2 separate regions of the Homo sapiens genome follow, and region 1 is linked to region 2. Evidence: chromatin loops called from intact Hi-C (ENCODE). Cell type or tissue: CD14-positive monocyte. All regions are shown on one strand. Links, peaks and the distances in the headings refer to the core of each region. The heading gives the core; the rest is flanking DNA.

Evidence for each region. A loop is a pair of places that touch in the nucleus more often than their neighbours do. Peaks named below come from ENCODE experiments on the same cell type or tissue, not always from the same donor. Only the 100,000 strongest peaks of a DNase experiment are listed, where the experiment ranks them.
Region 1: it touches region 2 in a loop (2.1-fold over the local background); 2 of 110 quality-filtered maps call a loop at or near these places.

Annotation. Positions count from the first base shown.
Region 1 is chr3:125,105,170-125,115,857 of GRCh38, forward strand. It overlaps SLC12A8 (solute carrier family 12 member 8), which reads right to left. Exons shown (of 14, transcript NM_024628.6): 9 at 5,020-5,166; 10 at 2,312-2,957. Among named protein-coding and RNA genes, the nearest start is that of MIR5092, 41 kb to the right of the region's middle. RefSeq lists enhancers at 2,243-2,743, 2,744-3,244, 3,019-3,068, 3,079-3,148, 3,729-3,808 and 3 more. In CD14-positive monocyte, for the core only: no CTCF peak of the experiment used is centred there; a DNase peak (open chromatin) is centred at 5,582.
Region 2 is chr3:125,159,089-125,169,776 of GRCh38, forward strand. All of the region lies in intron 5 of SLC12A8 (solute carrier family 12 member 8), which reads right to left. Among named protein-coding and RNA genes, the nearest start is that of MIR5092, 13 kb to the left of the region's middle. RefSeq lists an enhancer at 5,294-5,363. In CD14-positive monocyte, for the core only: CTCF peaks have their summits at 6,293 and 6,493; DNase peaks (open chromatin) are centred at 5,203 and 6,253; H3K4me3 peaks cover 1,855 bases; H3K27ac peaks cover 1,994 bases.

The DNA of each region.
Region 1 (10,688 bases), core at 1,028-9,027, 55 kb before region 2:
GAAGATTAGAGAACCATTTAAGAAGATACAAAATCGAGATAATAGAGGGGGGATGGAGGGATGGGGGTGGGGAATTATCAAAGAAAAACTATGTAAAAGCATGACTTTGGTAAGAAATCTCTTGTTTCCTGGATCTGACACAGAAGTGTGGTAACAAGAGGAATTCTAAGACAACAGCTTTGTAGCAGACCTAGCAAACAAACAATCTAGAGTGGAACAGAAGGATGGAGCCATAGGACAGAGGGGAAAAAAGAAAAGAATACATTTCTGAAGAATTGGAGCATTTTGAAAATAACACAAAAAGGCATTTGACAGATCTGCCAGAGCATTTAAAGAAAAATGATGACAGAAAACCAAGCAAAGAAAAAACCAAGGCAATTATTAATTCCAGGAAACAGCAAAAGTTGAGCAAAAAAGGAAATGTAATCATAGTGTAACATATGGCTCAGAACTGAGCAATATTTACTTAGTCATGATAACAAGAATACTAGCTTTTAATTTAATAAAAAACTGTGAGATAACTACTCTGGGGGCATTAAATAAGGAGAAGTCAGAGTGGCATATAAGAGTTAAATCCAGGCAGGGTGTGGTGGCTCACGCCTGTAATTTCAGCACTTTGGGAGGCTGAGGTGGGTAGATCACTTGAGGTCAGGAGTTCAAGACCAGCCTGGCCAACATGGTGAAACCCCATCTCTACTAAAAATACAAAAATTAGCTGGGTGTGGTGGTGGGTCCCTGTAATCTCAGCTACTTGGGAGGCTGAGGCAGGAGAACCGCTTGAACCCGGGAGGTGGAGGTTGCAGTGAGCTGAGATCGCACCAAATCCTCATTTACCATAACAGCAACTCAAAAGATGATGTCAGAAACTGACATATCAAGAAGTAGCAATGCAAATACATTATTTAGTGACAGATTAACAGAAGAAGCATATTTTTGGTTCAAAGTGGGATTTTCTGGGAATGGGACTGGAAATAGAGAAGGGTAAAAGGGGTGGTATAAAAGAGTAGGAACTACTGTTTCTGGTTATGTGACTTTTAATATTATTTGGCTTATTAAATTGTACACTTATTACATTGATTAAAATAAAATAATTTTTATTTTTAATTAAAAGTTTCCCAGAAATTTAGAGGCAAAGAAGGAAAAACAGGTTTCTGGGAGAACTTAAAACACTAGGTTTTTGGGGTTTTTTGTTGTTGTTGTTGTTTTGTTTTGAGATGGAGTCTCACTCTGTCACCCAGGCTGGAGTGCAGTGTCATGATCTTGGCTCACTGCAACCTCTGCCTCCCAGGCTCAAGCAACTCTCCTGCCACTGCAACCTCCGCCTCCTGGGTTCAAGCAATTCTCCTGCCTCAGCCTCATGAGTAGCTGGGATTACAGGCAGCAGCCACCATGCCTGGCTAATTATTTGTATTTTTAGTAGAGACAAGGTTTCACCATGTTGGTCAGGCTGGGATTATAGACGTGAGCCACCGCGCCCGGCCAAAACACTATTTTTCAGACACCTCCTTCTATGTCCCTCATCTCCTCCTCTTTGCCCACACCTGTCTGTATATAGCTCCAGGGAGAGCATAATGTAGAGGAAAGTACATGGGCCTCAAATACAGACAATACAATGCAGGGTGATGTCCAGCTGTGCAAAGAATCAGGTCAGAGTCTTCTCTGTGACCTCATGTGGACACAAGGTCTTACTTGTAAAAGGGAAAATGCTAATATATGTTATATTACACGAAGTAATAGATGTAAAGCACCTAGAATATGGTAGGTCCTTGAAAATACGAGTTCTCATTTTCAGAATTTCTCATGCTCTATAAGCCTCTCTGTGAGTGTCTCTGTGTATCTCTGTGTTTATAGATTTGAGAAAACAAAGCTTGAGCCACCTTCTGTCCATCCCCTCTTGCCTGGTTTGGGAGGTTCATCTTCCACAAAGAAAACATATTGCATCCTTAACAGGTAGTTTATCACAACACATTTCCACTTCTCTTGTAAGGAGAGATTGATTTTACTCACATTGAGGCTTTATACTTCTGTTCATTTTTGAGTGAAAAGAGATTGATACCCAATTACTAGCTGTGGCTCTCAGGTCTAACATACAGGAGTAGATAGAAATTTCTGTTTAAAATTAACTATCTATAACAGAGTATAATTACAAATAATTCAGCTGATACCTGAATATAATGTTTTAAAACAAATATTGCACAAAATTAACAAGGATTTTAAACCCAGTTATAACTGGTTCACAATAACTGGGTAGGTAGGATAATCAGTGGTCATCCCCAAATAAGAGGCCCCAGTGTGATACCAGAGCACTCACCTTCTCCACTGGACTCTGATTGGTTGCACAGCTCAGGAACAAGTTGCTCTCCATATGTTCCCTCAGGCTGAGTCCCTTCGCTCTTGGAAGTCTGCTTGTTCCAGCAGGACTCCTGCCCCTCCCAGGAGGCAGCGGGCAACCTGTCAGAGATCTCGACAGGGAAAGAAGGAGGGGATTTGAGGTCCAAGAGGAAGCTATCTTGTAGGGTCTGCTTGGTGGCCTTCTTGCTTTTCCTCTTCTGACTTTCTGGGGTCCTGTTACCCTCTCCTTGCCTGGGCTGGCTACTCTCAAGCTTCCTGGTTAGCTGGAGGAGCTGATCCATGTCCTTGGTGAATTCCAGTAGCGTGCCCTCCAAGACTCTTTGGGCAGGTCCCTCAGAGCCGTAACTGGGAGCTTTCTCTAAGAGCAGGTGCTCAGAGCAGTGGAGGCCTTCTGCGCCCTCCCTGAGCACCGGCTCAGGCACCGGGGTCAGGCTGCAGGAACACATGGACAGGGAGAAGTAAGAGTAGTCCACTGCAACGTATGTCAGCATGAAGTTGATGGTGACGATGGGGGCCAGAACGTTCACTTGACCCACAAAAACAAAGGCCATGGTCACCAAGCTGGTCAGGCAGATGGCAGCCACGGGTGTTTTGTTTGGCCCCTTCTGCAGGAACAAAAATAACATGCAGGACCATAAAATTTCAGATAGAACGCTTCAGAGATTTCAGAAGTTACAGGCTAGAAACACAACTCATAATGACTCAGCCACTTCTCCCCATGTGATTATTCATCTATAAACTTGAGATAATAATATCCTACTCATGGGATTAGTTCATGCATGCGAAATGCTTCACACAGACTGACATGCAGTAAGCTCCACAGATATTAGTTGCATTAGCAACTTTTTTTTTTTTTTCTTTTTTTGAGACCGGGTCTGGCTCTGTTGCCCAGGCTGGACTGCAGTGATGTGATCTCAGCTCATTGCAACCTCCGCCTCTTGGGCTTAAGCCATCCTCCCACCTCAGCATCCTGAATAGCTGGGACTACAGGTGCACACCACCATGCATGGCTAATTTTTGTATTTCTTGTAGAGACGTGGTTTTGCTATGTTGCCCAGGCCAGTCACAAACTCCTGGCCTCAAGCAATCTGCCCACCTTGGCCTACCAGAGTGTTAGGATTACAGGCATGAGCCACTGTGCCCAGCCATAGGAATAACTATGAACATGGGGCATTATTATAGAACTTTGACTTCCCAAATATTTCCTCCTTTTGTCTTTCATTGGGTTTTAATACCAGCATAGAAAATCAAAGAAATGCAAAGTTGATTCTTCCCAGGGAGAGGCAGATTGCGGAAGACACAGCAGAATCACTGGTGGCTGGAGGAGGGGAATTCTGACACTAATTCTGACACTGAGTATCCGCAAATACTCACACACACACATTACACACACCTGTTATTAATGGAGGTGGGTATGGTGACCTTCAGGTGGACAGGAGTGGAAAAAAGGTGCTAGCTGCCTCTCCTGGGAGCTCTTCATCACAGTCACTGACATAGTTCTTGGGCCAAAAGCAACAGTCACTTCTCAGTCCCTGTCTTCTTTAACCCAGCTGGCTACTCAGTCCTCTTCGAAACACTTTCTTCACCTTACTTCTCCTGATTGGCCTCCCTCTTCACTGGCTGCTCCTTCTTGGTTTCTGTGGCTGGCTTTTCACGTCTCTGAACTCCACATTTAAAGCAGCCCCAGGCTCCATCCTCAGATCTCTATCTGTACTCCCTCCCTTGGTGAGCTCAACTAGGCTCACGGCTTTGAATACCGGCATTATACTGACAACTTCCAAATTTGAATCTCCAGCCTAAAACATTCCCCTGAAACCCAGGTTTACATATCCAACTGCCTACTCAACATTTCCAGTGAACGTCTAATAGGATCTCAAACGGACTATGTCCAAAACCAAACTGCATTTTTGGAGGAAGATAAAGGAAGAAATCAAGGATAAGTTGCAACGATGTGTTCCCTAAACCAGAGAGAGGCTGAAAATTGGAAGCGGCTGGGGAGGCCCTCTGGGGTACCCCAACAAGACAAAAATGAACTCTAGCTTGCAAACCATATTAGTGGGAAATGGGATTCTCTGTTTATGTCTCTTTGGTCCTCCCCTGGACTTTAGGAATGTCTATTTTAATCATTCCAGCCATGTCTCAACTGAGCTGCCCTTTATGTATCAGTTAAGGTTTGGTTCATGATGGTTAACAGGAAGTGTAGACGCCAGAGGTGTAGGAAATCATCAAACAGCAACCCCCAAGGGGCGGTTGAAACTCAAGGGCAGAGTTAGAGCTGCAAGGACCAGCTCGCCTCCTGACCAAAACACGCTTTCTTCTATGCTAAACCTGGAGGATCCTGAATTCATTTTCATTAAAGGATGGGGCACTGCATTTTCATGCTGCTCAGGGTCCAAGATGGTACTAGGACTGGTTAGCTAACCCAGTCCTAAAAGTGCTAAGGGGCTGGGTGGCTGGGACATTTAAGATGCTTCATCTACTTAGCCCTAACCTAAGCCAGCCAGAGGACAGGGCTGAAAGAAATGACCTCTGCATTATTTTCTGTGTCACCCCAAAGAAATTGACCAGAGGCTCTGATCAGAAAAGCTTAACCAATTGATGGGCCAACAGTGAGGTTAGCAGCAAAACATGTTTCAAAAAACAAACCAAAAAAAGAGGATTACTCACCCCTTGTCCCAGACAGGCAAGTGCAGGGATCACTTTCTCCTGGGCAATGCACTGCAGGATGCGGGGAGCTCCATAAAGTCCTCCCATGCAGGAAGCCAGGGACGAGATGTATAAGCCCAAAAGGAACAGGAAGCCCATGAGGGATACCTGTGTGAGAAGCGGTTTCATTCGCCAGTGCCAGAACCTGCTCCTGTGCCTTTCTACCCCCCCAGCACCCACCCACCTGCACCCCATGCAATCATCCACTGAGTCGTCTAGATCTGATCCCTGGGATACAGTTTCCACATCCCCAGCCTCGCCCCCATTCATTCCATGGTTTCAGCTGAATCCACCACCACATTTCATATGGATTGCACAGTGGTCCTCAAATGAAGCGTCTGCCAGACTCAGCTGCAGGGCTTGCTAAACACAAACTTCTGGGCCCCTCCTCAGAGTTCCTGGTTCAGTAGGCTTGGGGTGGGGCCTAGAAATCTGGATTCCGCATGCGTTCCCAGAGACCACACTTTGAGAACAAACTGGCCAACCACAATGCTCATTGGCCTCTTGCCTTTAAGCTCACCCTTAAAGATGAGTTTAAATCTTCAGATGATTCACTCTGAATCATCCCCTAAGCCTCTGTTCTCTAAACTCAAATCTGACCACAATGTCTCCGTTGCAGATATATCAAAATCTCCCCCTGTCCTGACATATAAGGCTCTTCATGGTCTGTGACCTCTTTAGCTCCACACCCTGCACACTGAAAGTCTGATCAGCATGATTTTTCTGTCTGTAGGAAGCCTCTGTTCACACGCCCTAATCTACTCATTGTCTGTTAAACTCCTAATTGTGCTACAAAACTCAGCACCAACCTCACCTCCACTGTGAGGCCATCCCCTCTTCCCTGACTACAGTAGTTGCTTCTCAGTGCTCCATAGCATCCCCAACATGATGTTAGGATAGCACCTATCGTGGTGCCCCCTCCACTAATCTGGAGGCTTCATTTAAGCAGGCCTTCTGTCTTGTTTACCCTAGAATTCTTGGTGCCCAACACAGAAATATAAATGACGAATGAATGAATGAGATCCATGACCCACAAGGCACCAACAGATAGAATAAGAGGGCACAGCTGTTCTTCTTGGTGTCAACTTGCAAAAGATCAGGGTCCAAGATGTTACTAGCTAACTCAGGGCTAAAAGTGCTAAGGGGCTGGGTGGCTGCATGACTGCTTGCCATGCACAGCCAGATCCCAAGCTGTCACTCATGAATTCACCCTCCTGGGCCAGATCTCATCTGTACCCACAGGAAAGCATCTTTGTTTTCTTATTTGAGGTGCCCTTTCCATTCTACTTTCCTTTAGGCACAATGGCCAGAACTGTACATTCCAAGTACTCATGCGTCCAATGCTTACAGATAGGTTAGAGTTAATATTCAGCTTTGTCACTTACACCCTTCTTGATGAAGGCTCTCCTCACCCCATTTTTTACTTCCTTGCATCAGCAAAGCACCGGATTCGTGTCACCAAGCTACATTGAACACAAGCCACTGGCTAGACTTCTTTCCTGGCTCATAAATTATCACTGGAATAATTTGACTGATGGATGAATCAGTCAGGACAGTTGATTGGAAAAAAAAAATTTCTTTAAAAAAGAATATATTTGTAGGACACTGGTGGTTTGTAGAATCATCAGGAGGCTAAAGGATGAGGCTCAGAAAAGGGCAGGACCAAGCCTGGAGGCACACCCAGCCTCTTCCCCAGGAACAGCTTGGCCAGGATGCTGCCAACACCCCTGCTGCCCTGTGGATGGATTCTCACCAGCTCTTTATCTTTACTTCATTGGTTACAATGGGAGCACGCAATGGCCTAGTGTAGGTCATGTGCCCTACCAGGGCTGCAAAGGGACAGGCAAAAGAGGTCTGGTCCATTGGGTTTCTATTACACACAATGGGGGTACTCTCTCCCTTCAAGACCATTGGTGGAATAACCCCCAAATGGTCAGGAAGGTCAGATGCTTGATGAACAAGACTAAGGTCCACTACGGAGCCCACCTTGTCTTTAATTCACTGTTGATTCCTTTCTTTATCATCTCATGCTTATCCCCAAAGAATCTCACCTGTCTCTTTTTTCAATATCGCAGATTTCTTGGGTTTGTCCTGCCCACCCCACTCACCATTTTATTACTACAGGAAATCAATGTCATCTAGTGTTTCCATCACTTTATGTGATCTGATGGCATTTTGTTACTTTCCATCCTGTGGGATAGTTAGTTATGCTCATGGCTTATCCTGCCAGCACCCTGAGCACCTCACAGGTAGAATTGTATCATGCTTCCTGGCCCCCTTCCCCCAGCACCTCATGCAGAATCTGGCAAGCAGAGCTCAACAGCTGAATTCATGCAGCTTCATGACTTTGCTGTAATCGTGCCCTAGGTGCCTTACAAAACTGTTAGATAAGCTGGATCCATTATCAATCCTCAATCCATTCTGAGATGTGATCATTCATCGATAACCTTTATTTCCGTCTTCTCTACCAAATGCAGCCTATGTTGACTGGTTTTTAAAAACCAGATTCTATGATGAAATTTTATCAAGAAAGAGCCTTTTGAAAATTTAAGTCAATAGTTCTCCACTCTGCCTAAACATAAGAATCACCCAGAGATTCTGATTTAATTAGTGTAGAGTGAGACACAGACGTGGTTGAGTTTAAGAAAGCCCTCCAGGTGATTCTAATGTGCAGCCGATGTGGAGAACCCCTGGGCACAACACATTGTAGCCACTGCATTCTCCCCTCAAAAAATTCTTTGGGAGAGTCAGGCATGGCATCTCCTTGCAGAAATTTCACTGCTTCTTACCTAAAAGGTTATGTATATTTGAATTTTTACAACTCTTTTTCATTTAAAGCCTATTTACTCACAGCAGGAATGAGTGGGAATGCCCCAGCCTGGCATCCTCCTAGTGTTGGACTGACCTCAGGAACTGGGTTGAGCCTCTGGCACCATGAGTACACGATATGGTGGCTTCCATCTTTGGCCAGCCTTCCCACAGACACACCCTGGGATTCCTCCAGAGCCCTAGGAGCTGGGGTCAGACAGGGCCAAGTATAGCAACCTATGTCCAGTTTGTCAATTGTGTAGAATGATCTGTTCACTTACCACTTTAAAAAAATATAAAACTATTATTCAGTCTATTTTCTGAGTAATATATGAAATGTTGGTCTCCACATCTAGATAAATTATAAAAACTTCATTCCATCTCTCTCCTGCCTAAATCCTATCTCTTTCTGTCATTTGTCATCCATCCATCCATCCATCCATTCAGGAAGCATTTCCTGACGACAGATTATGTTCCTGGCATGGTGCTAGGCAGAGCAAGGCTTATAGACACGTAGCTCTGCTCCCAGCCCTCACAGAACTTAATTGTTTTCTCTATTCATATCAGACTGAAAATTTGCTAAATGTGCCAGTGGAGGTGGAAGTGAGAATTTATTTGAGCAGAGGTGTGTCAACAGCTCTTTTTAAATAAACAGTGATTCTTTTCTGGCATACACCTGTTTGAGCCATCCCCCCACCCCCAGAGCTCTTTCCAAAATATTACATGGGGTGTGAGCTACCCTGATTTCTTTCTTCAGTAACTACTGATGAAAATAATTACTTCCATCTCTCTGCTCTTAGTATTTTCTCCCAGCTCCCACTTGAGCTTCGGTCATTGAGGGACTCTGCTCATTCATTGGCTGCTCTCTTCTCTCAAAGGACTGGATTTAAAGTCATTTGCAAGGCGCTCATTCTGTCTCATCTAATTGCGGTGACCCCTGACATAACTGGGGAGTGCACCCTAAAAACCTTTACAATCCCAAGTGTATTAATAAGGCCGAGTCTCAACAACGCTTTTTTTCCTCCCACATCTCATTTCTAGAGTCATGAGTTTCCTAACATCTCCACGCTCCATGAATTGATCAACATCTCAACTTTCAGTCAAGTTTTACCTCTCACTTGAGAGCCATTTTCCATAATGAGACCTAGTCTGCTTCCCTTCCTGAGAGGCAGGACTGTGTCCACGATGGAGGGCAGAGGACACTCAGGCTGGCCCACTCCCAGGTGCTGAGTGGCCCACTAGGCTCACTCCCCAGTTACCAGCGCTGTCCCATCCCCATCTTCCCTGTACAGCTTGTGTCATGAGCTTCCAAGGTCCCTCTTGAATATGTGAAACCATGACTATTAAATCCAGGAATCAGAGTTTGCTCTGTGGGATTACCCAGTTTTAGGGGGGTTTTGTATTTTTGAGACAGAGTTTCGCACTGTTGCCCAGGCTGGAGTGCAGTGGCACGATCTTGGCTCACTGCAACCTCCGCCTCCTGGGTTCTAGCGATTCTCTTGCCTCAGCCTCTCGAGTAGCTGGAACTACAGGCATGCACCACCACGCCTGGCATATTTTTGTATTTTTTGGTGGAGATGGGGGTTTCACTGTGTTGGCCAGGCTGGTCTTGAACTCCTGACCTCAAGTGATCTGCCCGCCACGCCCTCCCAAAGTGCTGGGATTACAGGCATGAACCACCCAGATTCCCTAGTCTTAACAATAATACTTTTGGGATATTTTTCCTTCTTAGATTGCTCTTATTTTGCTAGTTAGCAAGCCCCAGGGCTCCTAAGGTATTTGGCCTTTTTTATTTGTAATAAACATCTGTTTCCTGGACTGTATACGAGTTTATTCTGAAACATTTAATCTATTTAATTTCACCCCAACTAACACTGTTTATACAATTCCTTTTCTAACTAAATAATACTGAGATTGACTGTTCTGGCTTTTCTATTAAATATGGTGGATTTGTGGGGAGAAAATGTGTTCCTAAAATAAATGTCTTGATCTGTAAGGGTATGCCCATAAGGAGTGTGGAAGGGAGTTAAAATTTAGTTAGCATCTGCTATGTGCCAGGTAAAATGTATTATAATTAGCACCTACTACATGCTTTCATGGGTTATCTCAGAGCCACCACTGTATACAAGATGTTTAAGAACACACATACACCTGAGAGCTGGGAGAAAGTTCCTCTGCAGTGGGGATAAAAAGTAAAAAGACGTCGCCGGGCGCAGTAGCTCATCCCTGTAATCCCAGCACTTTGGGAGACTGAGGCGGGTGGATCACCTGAGGTCAGGAGTTCGAGACCAGCCTGGCTAACATGGTGAAACCCCGTTTCTACTAAAAATACAAAAAATTAGCCAGGCATGGTGGCATGTGCCTGTAATCCCAGCTACTTGGGGGGCTGAAGCAGGAGAATCACTTGAACCTGGGAGGTGGAGGTTGCAGTGAGCTGAGATCATGCCATTGCACTCCAGCTTGGGCAACAAGAGCAAAACTCCATCTCAAGAAAAACAAACAAAAAAAAAAAGTAAAAAGACGCTTCTTAGAGAAACTGTGAGTTGAGAAGCCAAATAATTAGAAATAGATCAGAGAAGCTGCAGGAAACCCAGAAAGAAACAGATTAACTGACCAGCTGCAGATCAGTAGAAAGGAATCCAGGGCAGCCTGCAGCCATTGAAGATAATTGTTCTGGCAGAAAGCCCCCGAGAGAGAGGAGTGCATTTGGGAGCTGCTTGTGAACGAGCGCCAAGGAGAGTATGTCAGAGACCCACCCTGTCTCAGTGTCCAGAGGTGATGCGCGGGGCACACATACAGAAGAGGCCTTTTTTCAGGCCCAG
Region 2 (10,688 bases), core at 1,734-9,733:
AATGAAAAATGATACTTTTTGGAGAGGAAATAATAAAATTCTCTAATTAAAAATTTTTTAAGTATGGTTAGTTTGTCATTGAAAAATATTAATACCAGACTTATCAGTTAAGATGGCAGACTGAATACATGTACCTAATTTCGTTCCCTCCCCACATCCTGCTAATATATATCAAAGAACTTTTTTTTTTAGAGGTGGGGTCTCACTATGTTGCCCAGGCTAGTCTCAAACCCCTGGACTCAAGCAATCCTCCCCCCTTGGTCTCCCAAAGTGCTGGGATTAGAGGCAAGAGCCACCGCACCCATTAAAGAGATTTTTAAAAGGATATAAATCCATAAGAATGGGGAAAACAGTAGAACACAGCAACAAAATTTCAGAAGTTAAAAAGTAGATAGTCCAGTGGTACAGATATCAGTCCCAAGAAAATGGAATGTCAAGTCAGCAGAGAGAAAATCTGAGAACCAATCTGATTTAGCCCTCCAAATGCTCAGAGGTCTCAGGAGCTGGCAGCACCAGGTATTTCTGGACATGGGTGTGAGAGATGGAGGCCTTGGCCTCCCAAAGTGCTGGGATTACAGGCGTGAGCCACCAGCCCCCAGGCAGTGTTCTGGTTTGACCCACTCCTGAGACCTAGAGGTAGGCAATGAGGAGCTTAGAGGAAAAATACAGAGCAGCTCGCTCTCCCAAGCACTCCCTCTGGTCATCTAGAACCCCAGGCCTATGACGGCCCCTCCAGCTGCCCAGACACATGCCCTTTTCTGGGACTCAGATTTGACTCTATGAACAGAAAGTAGGTACATAAATAACCAAAAGTCTAAGAGTGACTGCTGTGGAGATGCAACTGGAAAGAAGCAATGGTACTGGTAATATTCTTTCTTTCTTTTTTAGGGTCAGGGTTCTCGCTCTGTCGCCCAGGCTGGAGTGCTCACTGTGACCTCGAACTCTTGGGCTCAAGTGATTCCTCCTGCCTCAGCCTTCTGAGTACCTGAGACAACAGGTGTGCACCACCATGTCCAGCTAATTTTTAAAATGTTTTCTAGAGATGAAGTCTCACTGTATTGCCTAGGCTGGTCTCGAACTCCTGGGCTCAAGTGATCCTCCTACCTCAGCCTCCCAAAGTGCTGGGATTACAGGGGTGAGCCACCGCACCCAGTGCGACTTGGTTCTCAAATCTACCTATGGTAGGTGAGGTACTCACCTCTCACCACCTCTGTTTCCCCACTGTAAAATGGGAATAATAGTATCTACTTCTTTTGTAAGAGTTAAATGAATTAATACATATAAAGTACAAAAAATCAGTGCCCGGCATATAGTAATGCTCAATAAAGGTTAGCTACCACTGTCCTCACTATTACAGATAAGCAGCATCTGACTACACATGATAACTATCTGCAAGTGAAGTTCTTTCCATCCAAAGGTCCACAAGTCCTGACCCTTGCTGAGGGGGTCCTTCTCCTCATGGCTTCCTGGTGTCCACAGCCTTTGCCATCTCTCAATCAGCCACTGGTTGCAAATGCGAGTTTAGATGAAGCGGGTGACGCTTATAACACCTTAAGTCTTTTCACACTCAGGATTAAGACATGGATCCCTAAAAGTGGCAAACTTAGCCTGCTGGTGGGCTGTCAAACAGCATAGCTGCCTCCTCCACCAGCCAGTGCCATAAGGGGCCTCTTTGCAAGAGAATCGATACACAGATGTGAGTGAGGACTCATCATAAACACAGGTGGTCACATGGGACTCGGAGGGAGCTGCACGGGGGCACAGGGCACAGCCAGAGCACTGGCTGGGGAGCTGGGAGAACTGGGTTCCAACAGTGGCTATGTGTGACCCAGCGAAGGTCACTCATCCAGATTCCACATGCCCGGGTTCCGGGACTCTTAAGTGGTTTGTTGGTTTGCCTTTAAATACCATGTAATTAATGCAGGGAGAGAGGGAGGTCAGTCACAGGGCAGTGAGTCTACTGAAAAACACAGTCTATCATCCCAAACTGACTTCAGAGCCAGTGCTGACCTGCTTGGGCTTCCCATCCTCTTGTCTCGGCAGGGCTCATAACAATGTTATCATTTTTTAAAACATATGCCTAAGCTAGTTCCTATTCTAGACAATTGGCAGGTGCCCAGTTAATAGATTATTCCACCAGACAGTTGAATGCATTGGCCATTGATCAAAAATGAGGTCACTGCAATCCTATGTGCTAGAACTGGAAAAGCCTGATGAGAAACAACTGTATCTTTCTTAACAAATAGAAATCCATATTCCTATTTCCCTAAATTTGTCTTGCCTGGCGTGTAGCTCAGAAGCAAAGGAGGATTTTGTTTAAGGTCAAGTCGGTCTTGCTTTCTGGCCCCATATGTTTGGTTTTGTGACTGTTCATGAGTGTTTCACATCAGCAAATCCCCAACTGGATTCCAACTGACCTGCAGGAATATCTGGCCAACACTGCCAGATCCCTGGTCTTTCTCTCAAACCTGCACAGTCGGAAAGAACAGGTCAAGAGACTCTTCGTCCCAGCTATCTGGATCCTTGTTTAAATTTTACTCACTTACATCTGTGCTGTGGACACAGGTAATATGAAGCACATGTACTTTTCTCAAAAAAAAAAAAAAAAATCTAAGGAACACAGAGCTGTTGTATCAGAGGCTGCAACGTCTTCCCAGCACGTGGGCATTCGCAGACAAAGCTATCCCTGCTGACCTGCTGTGGGAAAGACATGCACTCTGATTTCACCACTGACCCGGCCGCACTCTTTTGTCCAGTATATAACGCCTCCCTAAGCATCTCCTTTCCTTGCAAACAAAAAAACCCTGGAGGAAAACTTTCAAAGCCACAGTTTCTTCTCAGTTGCAACCCTTCCTTCCTTCCTTCTTCCCAAGAAGGTCTGACTGGGCTTGCAAGCTGGCCCCACCCTGGGCTGGGCCTCCACACAGGCATTGTGCGATCCTCTGCCATTCTGTGTAGACGGAATACCTGCGAACTGCTGCCAACACAGGAAGGTTGGCGCCTCTCTGGAGGGAGGCCTGGGGAGTATCCATCGCCCAGGCGACTGCAGATAAGCAGCTAAGGGGCTAGGGTTCTCCACACCTCCATGTGGGTTCCAGAGCCTTTCTCTTGTACTTCTTTTACTGTTTTTGATTCATCCTTAATTCATTCACTTAGCAAACCTATTGAGCCCCTGCCCACAGCAAGCCCCGTGCTGGTGTTGGAGGACACAGAGTTGACTGAGATAGATTCCAGTCCTCAAGGCTCTCATGTTGCTGAGACAGGCCACTCATGGAGCAACCCTGGCACCTGGGACTCCTGGAGCCCCCAGTGAAACCACCTTTCTGCGATCCCAGTATCAATCCCATCAGCAGGGTCCCTTAGATCACGTCACCAGAGACAAAGCCAACGGAGGGTGGAAGCAACAGGAGCGTGGTGCAGATCCACCAGCCCCAACTCCACCTCCTGGGTTTCATCCCTCCCTTAGCACCAGCGAGGACTTCCAGATTCAGATTGTTTTTGGTCTTAAGAACTTTCTTGTCACAGCCAAGTGGCAGGCGGGACATGGTAATTGGCCTATGTTGCGCTTGGACCTAGCAAATGAGTAAACTTTTCAAGACTAAATCATCAATGCTACCCACTCTGGATCCTCCAAACACCTGCTCATTATCAGCATCTGCAATACAACAAGTACCTACCTAGGTAGTAACTAACATACATAATGGTGATTCACAAAGAGGAATGAGGGCAGTAAGAGGAAGGATCCCAGGCCTGGCCAGAAACCCCTATCCAGTAGCTCATACCAAGGGTCCAGCTAGGGATACAGGCAGAGGGAAAGAGATCAGAACCAGAAAAAGAGGAAGAGGAAAAAGAGTCAGAGTCAGAAAGGGATGGGAAGAAAGAAAAAGAAAAAAAGACAGGAGAAACCTAATAAAGGTTTGAAATGGTCCTTGGGGCCAGGTGCGGTGGCTCATGCCTATAATCCCAGCCCTTTGGGAGGCCAAGACAGGTGGACTATTTGAGCCCAGGAGTTCGAGACTAGTCTGGGCAACATGATGAAACCCTGTCTCTACAAAAGATACAAAAAGATACAGGTGGTACACACCTGTAGTCCCAGCTACTCAGGAGGCTGACAAGTGGGAGAATCGCTTAAGCCTGGGAAGTTGAGGCTGCAGTAGGTCAATATCACACCACTGCACTCTAACCTGGGTGAGAGAGCAAGACCCTGTCTCAAAAACAAAAATAATAAAAAAAAGAAAGCCGGGTGCGGTGGTTCACGCCTGTAATCCCAGCACTTTGGGAGGCCGAGGTGGACGGATCACGAGGTCGGGAGATCGAGACCATCCTGACTAACACGGTGAAACCCCGTCTCTACTAAAAAAAAATAGAAAAAATTAGCCAGGCGCCTGTAGTCCCAGCTACTTGGGAGGCTGAGGCAGGAGAATGGTGTGAACCTGGGAGGCAGAGCTTGGAGTGAGCTGAGATTGCGCCACTGCACTCCAGCCTGGGCAACAGAGCGAGACTCTGTCTCAAAAAAAAAAAAAATTAAAAAAAAAGAAAAAGAAATGCTACTTGGTGCTTCCCATGTCTTTCATTGTGGCCACAAATTCCAGCAGGTCTGCTGCCTCTTTAGGGGCCCTGTGATCCCTTCATACTGCTGATTAACACAACCTTCCAAGGAATCATCCAAGAAAGGGGCAGAAATTCTCCCTGATGCTGGGGTCAGACTGCCCAAGGCCAAGGATGCAGAGGGCTGGGGCCGAGCAGCTGGGCTCCCAAGCTGGCCTCACCCTGTGTGCTCCAGGAGGTGCTGCTGAGGCCCTGTGGGCTGAGCTGGGAGCGCCCCTGCCTGGCCGGACACCATTCCCTGCCTGACGTGGGACTTGAGTTTGGTCCTGAGCTGAGCGTGTCTATGGCCTCTGTTCCTGGTGGCACTGGGGAGGTATGTTTTAGCCGCCTCAGCTCCTGGTCCTCACAGTCCACATCTCATTTCCTGCTTCCCCTTAAAGAGGCTCACCTCTAACAGTTTTAACCAGGCATGAACGGGCCCAGCGGAGACTGGCAGGTTCTCAGACCCCCTTGATCCGAAAGGAGAAAGGAAGCAGTAAGGAGTTCACCAACTTCCTCCAAGGGCACCCCAGAGCCAGCGGGTGCCAGGGGGCACCAGGGAATCACGCTTTGGAGTCAGGTGCCTCTGGGTTTCAATCCTGGCTGAGCCACGGACTATGCAAACTCAAGAAAGTTGCATAACCTCTCTGTGGCTTTGACTTCCTTGTCTGTAAAACTGGAATAACCATCTCACCCATCTCACTCAGTTGTTTCAAAGATAAATAGAATAATCTATGCAAAGTGCCTGACACAGAGTTGGTGCTCCTTCCCAGTTCGTCACACACATCCACACCCACAACTAAGCAGGTGTTTGCTGTACTTGTGGCCCTCAGCTGAGTGCAGGTCGAGTGGGAAATGCAGGAGGAAAAGGAGCCAGTCCTTACGTCAGGGGCTAACTGAAGAAGAGTTCCAGTCCTGGCCCTGAGCCTGTGCCCAGTGTAAAGGGGATGACAGTCTTGTCTCCAGGGTCTTGCCGGCCTGAGCGCTGAGGTACTTGGCCTGGATTGCCTTGGTTTCCTCCACTGAGCCTGGGCGCCCATCTCTGCAGATAACAGAGCAGAGCCTGCATGAGTAGAGGCTGAAAGGCAAAGGTTCTCAACCCTGGCTGCACAGTAGCACCAGGAGCACTTGAAAATACAGACCAATGGGCCCACCCCAGAGTGCTGATTTACTCGGTCTGGGGTGGAGCTTGGGATTCTTCTTTCCACACCTGAGGCTCCCCTGGTGCTTCTGATGTGCAGACAGGGTTAAGAACCCCAGGGATGGAGGCCAGGCTGTGAGGCTGGGGCCCCCACTTAAACCGCTCATCAGCTATTCTGAGACTTTCTTCCTCTCTGCTGGGCCAGGAAGGTGGCTGGAGACTGAGGCCTGGGCTTTGAAGTTACTTCACCTCTCTAGGTCACTGTTCCTGCATCTTTGAGGAGGGGAAAGCAACCCAGCCCACCTCCCTCCCACCATCATCATGAGGGTCACATGAGAGAGTGCGGAAGGCCATGCTGTGTAGCATCACCCACCCCACCAGCCCAGAAGGAGAACGTGAATGCCAGGATCCCACAGCCATTTCACGCAAAAGAGTGTTTCCTCTTAGTACCTCTGTGGGCAGTGAGGAAGGGTTGAGCCCGCTGTCCTGGGACGAGCCTTTCCAGCCATGAGAGGCCAGAAAACAAACAGTCAGAATCACAACTCCACACAGAGGCCATCCCGGGCACTGCAGGGCCCTTCCAGGCTGCCCTAGCTCACTGGAGCCCAGAAGACCCTTCCTGGCAAAGACATGTAGATGCCCTTCCACCACATGGCGAAGGGAGCCACAAAGGAGACTCGGGGACACGCCCTGCTGGGAGGACGATTCTACAGAATTTTGGTGGTAGCTAACTGCTGGCTCTTCATCTCAGGAGGATAACAGAGCCCCATCCAAGGGGGACCCAGGCAGATGTTCCCCATGGGGGCATGGAGGGCTCCCTCCAGGCACCCATGGATGAGCCATCCTCACCCGTCCGGGCAGAAAAGGCCACTGAGTCAGGCATCACAACCTTCCACGCAGTGTGTTCGTTCTTTGCACAAGTATTTCCTGAATACCTATAATAGGCCAGCACCGTGCATCCTAGGAAGACCCCAGGCCTGGCCCTCCGCAGACACAGTGCCAGGCCAGCTGCGAGGCCCAGAGAGCAGCCAGAACATCCATGTGTTCCCTGCATCCCGAGTGGAACAGCCACCTGGGGAGATTCTGGGTGTGTTTCTGGGTAAAGAATATTGATTTTTAGCTTACCCACTTTGTATGTTTGGAATTTTGTCAGAAAGGTTTTTTTAAAAATATATAGAACAGTGAAAATGCCTCTTCTGGTAAATTAAATTCACTCAACAAATATGGCTCTTTCCGCTTCCAAACCAGCACAGGCTGCCCAAGCGTTTCGCCCAGCCCACCGCTTCTCCTGCTCCCATGCTGCGGGGCGCTTTACCCCAGCCCTGACCACACCTCCGAGATCTGGGCCACTGTCTTCGGCTGACCTCTCACACTAGCCTCGCCATTTCCCCCACACCTGTTCCAGCTGCCATGTTCCTCCCGAGTCCCAGAACGTGAAGCCACCAGCCAGCCAGTCAGGTGTCAGCCTTATCCCTTTTCTTGGCCTCACCCCATACCCCACCCCCATCTCGTCTCTTTTCCACCCTAGAGGCCCTGCCTGGCTCTCTTGAGTTGCCGTAGCAGCCTCTCAAGTGAGTCCTGCCTCCTTTCTTCATCCCTATCCTGGGCCAGTTTCCGTATTGGGACAAGAGCAATCTTTCTAAAATATGAACTTGAGTCAGGTTTCCCGCTGCCCCCAAAATAAAGCCCAAGCCCCGCTGGGTGGCAGACAAGGCCTCTGCGTCCGTCTCCCTTAACACTCAGCTCCCAGACAATCTCCTCTAAAAAGTCTTTCCTGACTCTCCGACTGTACGGGGAGCGCCAGGAGACCCGGGTGCCCTGTGCAAACCCCTCTCACACCACTTTCACCACTCAGTAACTCTTCTGTGTCTCCCTTGCACGAAGAACAGTTAAAATGAATGAAATGCCATGACATGCATTAACATGGATAAATTGCGAAAATATGTTGGCTGAAAGAAAGCAAATTGCACAATCATTCACTCACCATTCAAATTATTTATCAAGTGAAAGGATCCATGCGGTATGATACAATGTATATAAAATTTTCAAACGCTGAACAATAGCCGACATCACTTAGGGCCAGCTACATATGGTAGAAAAATAAAAACACATGGGGAGGATGAGCCTCCGGACAGTGGTCCCTTGGGGAACAGGACGGGGTCGGTGAAGGTACAGCTTAAACTGCATCTGTAATGCTTTATTTATTTTTATGTTAAATAGAGCTCTGAAGCAAAACTGGCAAAATAATATCCATTAAATTCGGGTGGTGGATAAATGAATATCTGTTATACTCTTTCCTGTATACTTGAAAGCATTCATCAGTACATTTTTAAAACTTTTTTTTTTTTTTGGAGACAGAGTCTCCCTCTGTCACCCAGGCTGCAGTGCAATGGCACAATCTTGGCTCACTGCAACCTCTGCCTCCCGGGTTCAAGAGATTCTCCTGCCTCAGCCTCCCCAGTAGCTGGGACTACAGGCATGCACCGCACCTGGCTAATTTTGTATTTTTCGTAGAGATGGGGTTTCACCATGTTGGCCAGGCTGGTCTCAAACTCCTGACCTCAGGTCATCCACCCATTTCAGCCTCCCAAAGTGCTGGGATTATAGACATTAGACACAGCACCCAGCCTTAAAAATTTTAACAAGGAACCAGAGTCCCAAATGCCCTCATTAAAGTCCCTGGGGTCCTGAGCAGACTGTTATAGCCCCTCACCCAAAGGATCTCCACGGGCCTTGGGCCTGGCAGCCATGCTAAGACAGGCAGGAAGGCAGCCTGGAGATGTAAATATGATTTTCATCCTTGTTTTTAACCAATGAGAAAACCAAAGCTGAGAACATCTAACATGGCTCAAGACCACACAGGGGATCCTGGATTTCAGACCATGCCTTCTTCATGTACAATTTCCTGAACTACTTCATCCAAGAGCAAGAACTTAGGTCTAATACGGCATGGTGAAGAGAATTCCAGAATTAGAAGGAGAGCTGTATTCATATGCTTCATAAATCAGTGAATAAACACGTTTTGCGGAGAATTGTTCAGAAAGGGGCAGAATTGGAGATACAACCAAATGGGAAATTTAGGGATAGCCCATGTGGCTCTTTGAATGCAAACAGAATGGGTTTGGGTTTTGTCCAATAGCAATAGAAAGCAACTGATGCTGCTTAAGCTGGAGAGTGACCGAGGCAAAGCACTGTTTTACGAAAAGTGATCTGGCTTCAGTGCATAGGAGGTGTCAGTCGCCCTTAGGAAATGGCTGGGGACAACCAAAGGGAAGATCCTCAAGGGATAAATTCTGATTTGGACATTATCTAAATGGCCCACAGAGGAAATGACATGTGCTAATCTAAGGTGAGAACTGTGGGGTTGTAAAGGATAAAAGAGCTTAAGCTAGACAGAGAAATAAAAGTTCTTTTCCAAGTTTTCCAGGCTTGGGGAAATGGTGATAGGCATTCAGATGATAAGCTGATTATTGGCTTGTTGATTAATTGGTGGAAAGGGCAGTGGGGGAAGAAAAGGCTAACTAAAGAGAGGAGTGAGAAATTGAGGGCTTTCGCTTTGTCTGCCTTTAATTCAAGATGGTGCCCAGACAGCCAGGTAGAGATCCGACAGGAGCTGGCGATATGAGAGCTATATTGAAGAAAGCTGGAGAAGCAGGGGAGAGCCACTGGTGCAGCGATGGTGGAAGTTTATTTCTGAGGAAAAAGGCACAAAAACAGTGACGTGATAGCAGAGGACTGAGCCCCGTGGCCTCCCTGCCCACATCAGGGAACAGGAAAACCAAGAAGAGAGCTAAGCCAGTGTTGTATTGTGGAAGAAGTAGGAAGAGACCATTTCAAATTAGCATAGGTGGTCAACAGTGCAAAAAGTTTCAAGAATAAGAAATGAGTCAAGGTCCTGGGGTTGAAGATCAGGAGATTATGGGAGCCTGAGATAAAGGAATCTCAGCAGACAGCAGAGGCAGGCATGCTTGCCCCATCCCTTCTACAGCTCCAAAGGAGTGACCTTGTCCTCACAGCCAAGCACAAGCCCCCTCCCTCACCCAGCAGAAGCAGCTCCCGTCTGCTACATTCAGCGTGAGATGGACCTGTGCCTGGCCTGGCCCAACTGATCCACCTCCCACAGATGGCAGAGGGCCATGGCAGGACAGAGAGTGTGCAGTGCAGGCTCTGGAGTGGAACCCTGTAGAGACCAGGCTACCGTCTTCCTAGATAACCAAAAAGCTTCAGCTTGGAGAGGCATGAGTTCATTTCTAAATGCAGAACATAGGATTCAAATGTGCCACATGTCACTTTATTTTCTAAAATGTATTTTCTCTATATTTGCCTGACTTCTATGGCAATAAAATCATTTTGGCATGACACTCATCTTACATAAATGAAAATATGAGCCAACAGAATGGCATTTTAGTAGCTTTAAGCCAAACAAATTCCTGAGAGGGTCTTGTTTAAATTAAGTTATCGTGCTATTTAGCTTTTTACAGTGAAGAAGCTCTGTGTCTTCAGAGAGCCTTGTGCAGTGATGCTTGTTTTTGGAAGGATGGGACAGGAGGTGAAGAAAGGAAGAGGGGCCCAGGCTGCCAGGCTGCAGATCAAGAAGTCAGGAGGTGAGGAAATGAGGACGATGAGAAGGACCCACTGTTATTGGAAGTTTGGAGATGAAATGAGAGACAAGACATAGAGTGAGGGTGACAGGGGAAGACAACTTGAGACGGAAGGACACAGTGGAGGGAGGGGTGTGCCAGGGGAAAGCATCTGACGAATGACACTCTGCACCTGAGTATGAGGCTGCCAGCCCCTTTGCCCACCTCCACTCTGCTCCCCGAACTGATGCAGCCGGGCATGTCCCTGGCAGGAGATGAGAGAATTCTTCTCTGGAGAATACGAACTATACCAGAGAAAGACCTGCAGAAACGAACATTTGGGGGACTTCCAATGAAACAACGCAGTTTGCCACCAATCA